2 separate regions of the Mus musculus genome follow, and region 2 is linked to region 1. A link is a loop called in an ENCODE intact Hi-C map of the cell type or tissue named here. Cell type or tissue: heart. All regions are shown on one strand. Links, peaks and the distances in the headings refer to the core of each region. The heading gives the core; the rest is flanking DNA. Region 1 has its middle 100 kb from the start of Hmgcll1. Region 2 overlaps Hmgcll1 (3-hydroxymethyl-3-methylglutaryl-Coenzyme A lyase-like 1).

Region 1 (4,402 bases), core at 157-4,156:
CCTGGTGGTACTATTTCTTAATGGCAAAGGTTATTTGCCAATGTGGGTACTAATATCCCTATTGTTTATATCTAGTCAGGTGCCAACATTTTATAAACATCATTTAATCAAAAATAAGTAGATAAAAGAATAAATAAATTTAACAAACCCTTTTAATTTGTTTCCTTTTTTAAATAAAGGAAAAAAAGCCTTATGTTTTGGGATGTATGCCATTGTATCTAGCAACCTGAGCTCAATATTTAGTATTTTCATTTGTGGGATTTTTTTTCTTTAAATTTCTAAATTTATAATTCATGACCGACCTCTCAATTTTTATTTTCATATACTACTTATACTGTTCCACAACACCAGAAAATATCCAAGTCAATCATGTGTACTTTGTTTAAATATGCCCTTAGAGGTGCGGAGAAATAATACAAAGATGTAATGGGAAATGTATCCACTAACTTAAGTGTGAAACAAGGAATTAACAGAACTTTCCATATTTCTAATAGATTTATTCTGGGGCTTCTTAAACTTTGGCCCAACTGACTTTTTTTTTTTTGTGTGTGTGTGTGTGTGAATGTCAGTTCTCTGAAGGATGAGATATTGGTTAACATTCACCACTTTTACCCATGAGATCCTACGGCATTTCTCACAACCCTGACAAGTTAAAATCTCTCCAGATCCTCCCATGTACTTCTCATGGGGAGATTATGGTAAGAGTTGCTGGCTTTATTCAATGAGATAGATGGGAATTTTACATCAAGAAGTTAACAGAAGGTCATAAATAACCCCACTCCCAATTATCTATAAATACATAAATAGTAAGAAATAAATATTATCTCCAAAAGTTGAGACAAATCTTGCAAATGGAATATATGGATCAGGGTGGAAAAGCTAGCTAATGATACAAGATGAAGAAACAAAGACCTTCCTCCTAGTGCAGAACTTAAGACAAATATTACGGTATTAGGGGAAAATGGGCAGATCTTGATGGTGACCTAAGATATTTGACAGCACACAAGAGGGAAGAGGTTATGGAAACCAAATAAGCAATAAAAGAAAATGTCCCTAAACTGCAGTGAGATACCATGAGTTGCCAAACAGATGGACAAGAGCATATCTGTGTCTATAGCATAGCTGAAACAGTGTAGTGGAGTCGGCTGCAAAGTAGGAAAGTACTCAGAGGTGGTTTTGCAAGGCAATAGGATAGCTGACTGTGCTTACCAGTTCATAGTAATCCAAAGCAAGTCACTACCAAGCAAGTGATTTTAAGCTAAACGACGCAAGCAGCGTGGTAATCTATACTGATCTACTGTCAAGAAAATGAGCATGAGAGAGAAATCTTAGTATTTCATAATTTACAATATTTCCCTCCTTAGCACCCTCATCTGACATAAGAACAATGAAAAGAAAAGATACTGTCTGGAGAGGTTGCAAGCCAGCAAGATGGCTCAGAGGGTTGGATGCTTAGCACCAAGGAGGATGACCTGAGTTGGTCATGGTATCTGCCACATGGGAGAAAACCAATTCATGTAAGTTGTCCTTTGATTTCCCCGGTGTGCTGTAGCACATGCACACATACATTTGTACACACAGATACACACACACACACACACAAATAAATGAATATATATTAAAACATAAGCAAGAGGGTTTCCTTAGATATCTGAACAATGGTAGCTGGCATCACACCCATTATGGTGTTTCTTGTCCGTAAGGTTTTGGCTACATATACTTTGAAAAAAGTAATTGTATAAAAGATACAAGTATTTTCTAACAGCTTTGCTTCTTCTGTTTGTTTGGGGCAGTGAATTCATCCAGCCACCAAACTTGGACAAAGCTGAGTTAGTATATATAATTAACATCAAGGCAGTATAGAGTTTTGTCAAACCAACAAATATATAAAACCCACATTACTTGATCATGACATCAATCAAACAGGGAGGCAGAATTCTGATGCTCCTTCTGGGAGTTCTGAAAAATATTTTTACAAAATATGCTTTATTTAGAAACTTAAAGATGTTAAAAGATGAAAAAGATTCAAAATAAACTGTTTAATTTTTTTATAAACATAAATTAAATCTAGACAGAATGCTGAAATAATAAAATGTAACAATATAGACAAAATGCAGCTATAACAGTTTCACACTGCTGGCCCTAAACCTAGCAATCTTAAATAACAACATTGTTCTGTCTCCTGCTTCTGAGAAATGGCTGGGCTCAGCCAGCTATTCACTCTGGGTCTCTCCTGTGGTTATAGGCAGACAATGGCTGGCACTGGAGTCATCACCGAGACTTCCTCAGATGTCTGGCAGTTGATCCTGGCTGTCAGCTAGGACCTCAGCTGGATCTGTTGGCTGGAACATCGACACATGACCTCTCCTTGTGCTCTGGGTTTCCTCAGAGCATGATGGCTGCATTCCAGGAAAGAACATCCCCAGAGAATCATGAGAAAGCTGTTTTGTCTTTTATTGCCGACCCTTAGAAGTCAAGTAGCGTCAATTCTGCTGTTTCCAAACGCATGTGAGAATCAGGGGAGGAACAAATATTCCACGTCTCAACTCGAAAGAAAGTTTTGCTGTGTCTGATGAGGGATGGGATAGCTTAATGCAGCTATCCTGAAAAAATACAATCTGACAAGGTCACCAATGTACTAGGGGGGTAAGGAAGTGGAGAGGGTGATGAAGTGTGGTTTGGGTAAATTCTTTTCTTCTTAGGTAGTCAAGCAATGGATACATTCTACATCAGAACAACTGCATGAAAATGTACTGTTTAAAGATGAAAAAAAGTCAGGATATAGCAGTTTGGATGTGGGCATCTAGGGATAACAAAATGAATCATAAAGTTTATGTTTTAAACAAAATTCTTTAAGGATGCTGCATTAATTTGTATTTTAATGTAAGACTAAATGTAAAAATATGTGACTTTATACTAATATAGTTAAAAGTAAAGCTGAAAAGAATGTGTGACAAGTCAAACATTTAACAATTATGGATATTTATCACAACTATTCACAGAGCTCTATCTGTCTGCAGGCCTCTATACTAGGGACTTGGGTATAGATAGCTAGAGAAGGAAGCTGGCATTGGTTTGCCCTGCAGGGGAAGCTGTCAGAGAAGAAACACAAAGCAGAGGCTTGTTTTGCTCAGCATTGCTCACAGTTTTTGTTAGTGCAACGGCTCTAAGTAGATTTCTAAAGACATCGTTCCAAGATTCCCATTCTATGTCATAATTTAGACTACTGAAGGCCTCATTGAGGGATCTTGAAGATGGAATTTGGGTGGCTACTCCGATGACTGTAGGGCAGGGAGATGACCTGGACCATCTTGACGGATCCAAGTAATCACTTGAAGTCTTAAAATCAAGTGGCGGAGACAGAAGAGCCAGAAAGTCACATAAAACATCAGCAGCAGCATCATCATCGTGGTCTTGGTTGTCTGTCAGCAACAGGAACAGCAGCAGCAGCAGCAGCAACAGCAGCAGCAGCAGCAGCAGCAGCAGCAGCAGCAGCAGCAGCAGCAGCAGCAACAACAACAACAACAGCAGCAGCAATAGCAGCAACAGCAGCAGTGGCACAATGAAAAGGTGAAGCTATAAAGGAGATTAAATTGTGGAAAGGCAATGCTAGCTCTGAGGATGGAGGGATAAGGCAATGTGGATGAATCTGAGAACAGCTATCAACACCAACCGGTGAGCAACAGGGACCCCATTCTTTGTGTCGCAAGAAACTGGATGCTGCTGAAGAGAACGTGGAGCCAGGATCCTCCCGAGTCTCTCAGTACTGCCGACCTGCTGCTTTATGAAGCTCAGAGGCGCTGATTGAGCCAACCCAGACTCCTGAATTTAGAGCTAATAAGTTTTGTGAGACTAATTTATGTGTGTGACAACACAGTTCTCAGCTTTTATATATAAAAAATCCCTTTCTCTTGTTATACAAAAGCTTACCTTTGTTTAATATCCTATATAACGTGAATCGATATCTATATTAGTAATGTATGTTGTTATTAGTTTTTAACACACAGGAAAGAAAGTTACACAGAAGTTTTAAGCAACAACTGTCAAGTGTTCATAAGTCTCTGGACACTTAACTAGTTTCTCTGTTTTGTATCAGGGATTTCTTTTGTACTTTTACTTCTAAAAAGATGGTTCAAAGGCAAAAATGTGCCTGCTACTTCTTTTGTTCACATTGAAATTTTCCTTAGAACAGATTAATGGACTGTCTCAGCTAACAGTATAGAGTCCCAAAGCATTATGGTCCAGATTCTTTCATCTTTTTGTTTATTCTAGCACCTCTCTCTATGCACCACCTGTGTGAGAGTAAATGCAGAAACTCATTGTTTTGTCTATACAAAAAATAAATCTATCAAATACTACCAGCCTCAAAACACCAAAACTTTAAGGTAGTTTTCTGTTCGCA
Region 2 (4,402 bases), core at 222-4,221, 110 kb after region 1:
TCACACTACTGGCTGCTTCTTTTTGATATATGTGTATGATTTTTACTCTTTTCACATATATGTGTTATGCTAGCAGATGTTTCTACTTTTATATTCTGTGTTTGTCTGTTATTTTGGTATAAATATCTCTTAAAACCCAGTTCTTGATTACTCAGTATCTTTAGGTGAATTTAGTTTTGATAGTGCTTAAATTGACCATTAGAGAGACTATTTCCAGCCATCTGTATCATCTTCACCACTCCAAAATTCTCTAATGGCATTTGTGTACTTTACTACTTTGTATTTAAATAAATGTTGTTGTGTCTCCAATAAAGAATTTGCTTACTTTAAAAGTTGCTTCATCTTTTTAATGCTGACAGATTGAACTATCATCTCCTAAAAAAAATGGATTATGGTTTTCAATTAAAAAACTTGAGCATTTCATATGAGTACTATATTATTTCTAGCCTTCCTTCTTCACTGAAAACTCCTGTATTTCCAAAACCCTCTAAACTTTATGACATCCTCCTCTTTAATTAGTGCTGCATATATATCTGTGTATGTACATCTATGTAAATAAAATCGACTGAGTACATTTAATGTTGCTCATGTGTATATGTGTTTATAGCTGACCAGTTAGGATAGAACAACCTATCAGGTGTCTTGAGGCTTTGATGTTCCTCATTCATATTGCCATGGCATATCAACTGGTATTGCCACAGCAATGGATTTATTTAGGGGACTATATTTTTGGGATAACGTGGGTACAGAATCCCTGTCATATTTAGAAGGCACTATATTATAACAGACATCCTGACCCTCTGGCTCTTAAACTCTTTCTGCCCCCTCTTGAGATGTTTCCTGAGTCATAGGTGTAAGGGTTGTGTTGACAGGAGATGGACAACCCATAGTCAGTAGCCTCTGTATTTTGATTAGTTGTTGATATCTGAAATTGTCTCTGACTGCAGAAGGGTGCTTCTTTGATGAAAGCTAGAATCAGGGTAGTAGGATGCAGGTGGTATGAGAAGGAAATGGGAAAAACAGACCACACCACACACTTCAAATACAAAACTTGCAGAAACTGAGCTGGATCTGGCCTCAAAGCCCCACCCCTGAGGACTGGCTCTCAGTTTCTGTGGGTGCTGTGTATGCAGGCTGCCAAGGGAGAAAAGCAATCAATAGTCCTATTCAACTGTGAAACCTGTGAACCGAAACAACGAACGACAGTTCAGCAAGCTATCCCCAAGAGTGCAGTAGTGACCCATCTTAGGGATAGCCAACAGCTGTCTAATTGGACTCAGTAGGGAGGAATTCATCTCTGCTCTAAACCTCCCCAGCCTACCAGTTGCTAGTGAGGTCATGGATCAAAGAGAAGAGCCTACTGGTGCCACTTTCCGAAACTAGTATAATTTCTGAATGTGTTCTAAATACACTCATCCGTAAACCCACAGGAACAAGTTTCTCCATTCTTACACTGTGACTTTTCAAATAGCTTTAGGTCAAATCTGGTCACAATTTGATTCCTGAATGTGCATGACTCACATCTACATGCTGAGACAAGAGTAGACACCCTGGGCTGTGTTTTAGTTTCTATCCTATTAGGAAATCTGTTTCTTGGTGTTTTATATATATATAAAAATGTGTAATAATTCTGTATTTTCCTCATCCTCTTTAATCAAATCATATTATTTTGTATGGGCTTCCTGTTTCAAGCACTTTTTATAGCTACCACTGTTGGATGTTAAGTACATCCCAGGTGCTTCCTGGTTGCTTATTTAATCATCTCACTAGTCTGTTTTGTAGATTTCAAAGGCATGGCACACAATGGTTAAATAAGTTGCTCATAGCCAGCAGCTAGTGAAGAGCAGAGTTAGGTTGGGAACGCAGGAAGTTCTACCTCCAGAACATTCAGTTTGCAGGCGTGTTTCCACTATAGCCATGAGAGGACTCACTTGAAGAGTTTATTGAGTCTTCTGGAAGCTCTGACTCAGCAGCCCTTGCGGTTGGCTCCCAGCTGTCTTTGTTTTCCCTTCACCCCATCTTGGTAAGCTCTGTGCTGGCTGCTGCTGCTGCAGCCACCAGCTACCAACTGTGCTCCTATCAAGGTTCCTTTCCTGTGTTCTTCCTGAGCTCTTGGCTCCTGCTCATGAGAGAGTGCAGGCTGGGGAAAGACTACTGTGAATTTTGACTTCCTTTCTGCCCTCCCTGAGGTTGAGAGTAGAATTCAGTCTGGAATAGAACTGCATTGCATAAAAAAGGAAAAACAACTGAGTTTCCAATAAATTTCCTGTTCCCTTCAATCTTCAATACTTTCTGTCCTTGGATTTCTGTTGGCTCCTGGATTCCTTGCTCTCTCTGATTCCAGCTGGCTTTTACATCCTTCCTTCCCCCTATGCTGTGATTTTTTTTTTTTTTTCTCAGCTTCAAGCTCCTCCAAGTTTTCTGGCTTTATGGTTATTCACTCTGTGTTGTAACTTTCTCTGACCCTTTCTTCTCTTTCTCCATGGTACACACTTCCCTTTTAGTTTTATTTCTTTTTATTTTTTTCTTTTCTACTCAACCAGGAGGCCAGACTTCACAGGCACAGAAACGTCATGGGTCACTTGCAGGTGACCTGTGGTTTTTTGAGAGGCAAAATCAAATCGCCTATTTGGATCATTTTAACTGGATTCCAAATTTGAAAGTTTTTGGCCAGCCTGGTTAAAATCCTAAGAACAAAAGCAGCTTTTAGAATTCTGGTTTCCTTCTAGTAGTCTGGCAATTGTTAATCTATGTAGGAGAGGCAAATAGTCCTTTACAGCTGCCTTGCTGAGAAAATTTTATCCCTGGAAATATTCTATTTGATTGCACTACACTTAAACATGTAGGTATAAAAGAATGCCTTTATACACATTTGTCTTCTAACTGTCCTTGGCATCAAATTGCCTTCTGTGCTCAGGATGATTTGTTCTGGGGACCCTTGGTGGTGGACAATCACGTGGAAATAGCATGATGTGCTTGTTCAAGATGTTTCTATTTTTCCATGTTTCTGTTTTTCGTAATCCTTCAGCTGGCAGGAAATTGTAGTTAAGGCACCAGACACTTGCCATCTTTCCATCTGAGCGCTCTTCCTTTTCCCAAATAATCAGAATTCAGCCCAAAATTAATACTCAAGAGTTTTTAATTTCTTCTGTTGGTTCGAACCCTTTTTATAACTCATTTGGATGCTATTTACTTATGTAAATATTAATTAGTGAATCTTGTCCTCAAAACATTTATTCTAAAATAAAACTATGTAAAAAAAAAAAACAATTCTACATAGAGACTTTTAAAATTACCCAGGCCTATGAAGGCTTGCATTTTAATTTATTCACAAATCATAATTTGTGTTAATGTCAAAAAATTAGATACAATCAATAGAGAAATAAATTTAAAAGGCCTGTGTGTAGCTCAGTGGTAGGCTCCTTTTGTAGTATATGAAAGCTCTGATTTTAATGCACTGTATTAAAAAAAAAAACCCCTTAAAAGCTGTTCTGTCATTTCTCCATAGTCATAGAGGGGTTGGATTTGGTTCTTTTTACATTTTCCTTTTAAATTTAAAGTCTCTTTATTAAAATATACTTTGATCATATTCTTTCCTCTTCCCAAACTCCTCCAAGATCTTCTCACTTCATCCAATTCCATATTTCTCCCTCCCTCCTCCTTGCTACCCCCAACTCACGAGTCAATCAAACCAACAAATAAACAACAATAACAACAATGAAGAAGAGGAAGGAGGAGGAGGAGGAGGAGGAGGAGGAGGAGAAACAAACAAACAAACAAGGAAGAAAGACAGACAGACAGACAAAGAATCTGTTTTATTTTGTCAATAACTCCTGGGCCTGCCCTGGAGTTTGGTGATATACCCAGTGACCCTCCTTTGTAGAATACTGATTTTCTCCTCCTCAGCAGGCATCAATTGCAAATAGCTTCTTGGGTAGAACTTTATGTCCCTTCTTAGTTCTCAGACTCTGTCTGGCGTGAACCCGTGCAGGTCTTGTGCTTGCTGTCACAGTCTCTATGAGTTCATAAATACTCTATGAGTCCTGCATTCCCAGAAGATGGTGTTTCCTTGGAGCTATCCATCAACTCTGGCTCTTACAATCTTTCTGTCCCCTCTTCCACTTGGATCCCTGAGCCTTGCAGGCAGGCACAAGTTTGATTAAGACATCCAATTTAGGACTGAGTATTCCAAAGTTTCTCACTTCCTGCACACTGTAAAGTTGTGGGTCTCTGTGTTAATTACAATCCATTGTAAGGAGAAGCTTCTCTGATGAAGGCTGTACAATGCCCTGATCTATGCATATAGAGTATGCCATTAGGAGCCATTTTATTTTTATATTTCAGCAGAATAATAGTAATAATAGTAATTTCCCCTAGGCCCCTAACATCTCTATCTCAAGTT

What was found. Peaks named below come from ENCODE experiments on the same cell type or tissue, not always from the same donor. Only the 100,000 strongest peaks of a DNase experiment are listed, where the experiment ranks them.
Region 2: it touches region 1 in a loop (13-fold over the local background); 2 of 42 quality-filtered maps call a loop at or near these places.

Annotation. Positions count from the first base shown.
Region 1 is chr9:75,907,982-75,912,383 of GRCm38, forward strand. No RefSeq gene overlaps it. Among named protein-coding and RNA genes, the nearest start is that of Hmgcll1, 100 kb to the right of the region's middle. In heart, for the core only: no CTCF peak of the experiment used is centred there; a DNase peak (open chromatin) is centred at 2,340.
Region 2 is chr9:76,022,439-76,026,840 of GRCm38, forward strand. The region is part of intron 1 of Hmgcll1 (3-hydroxymethyl-3-methylglutaryl-Coenzyme A lyase-like 1); the gene reads left to right. Among named protein-coding and RNA genes, the nearest start is that of Hmgcll1, 9.7 kb to the left of the region's middle. In heart, for the core only: a CTCF peak has its summit at 1,225; DNase peaks (open chromatin) are centred at 1,173 and 2,073; H3K27ac peaks cover 630 bases.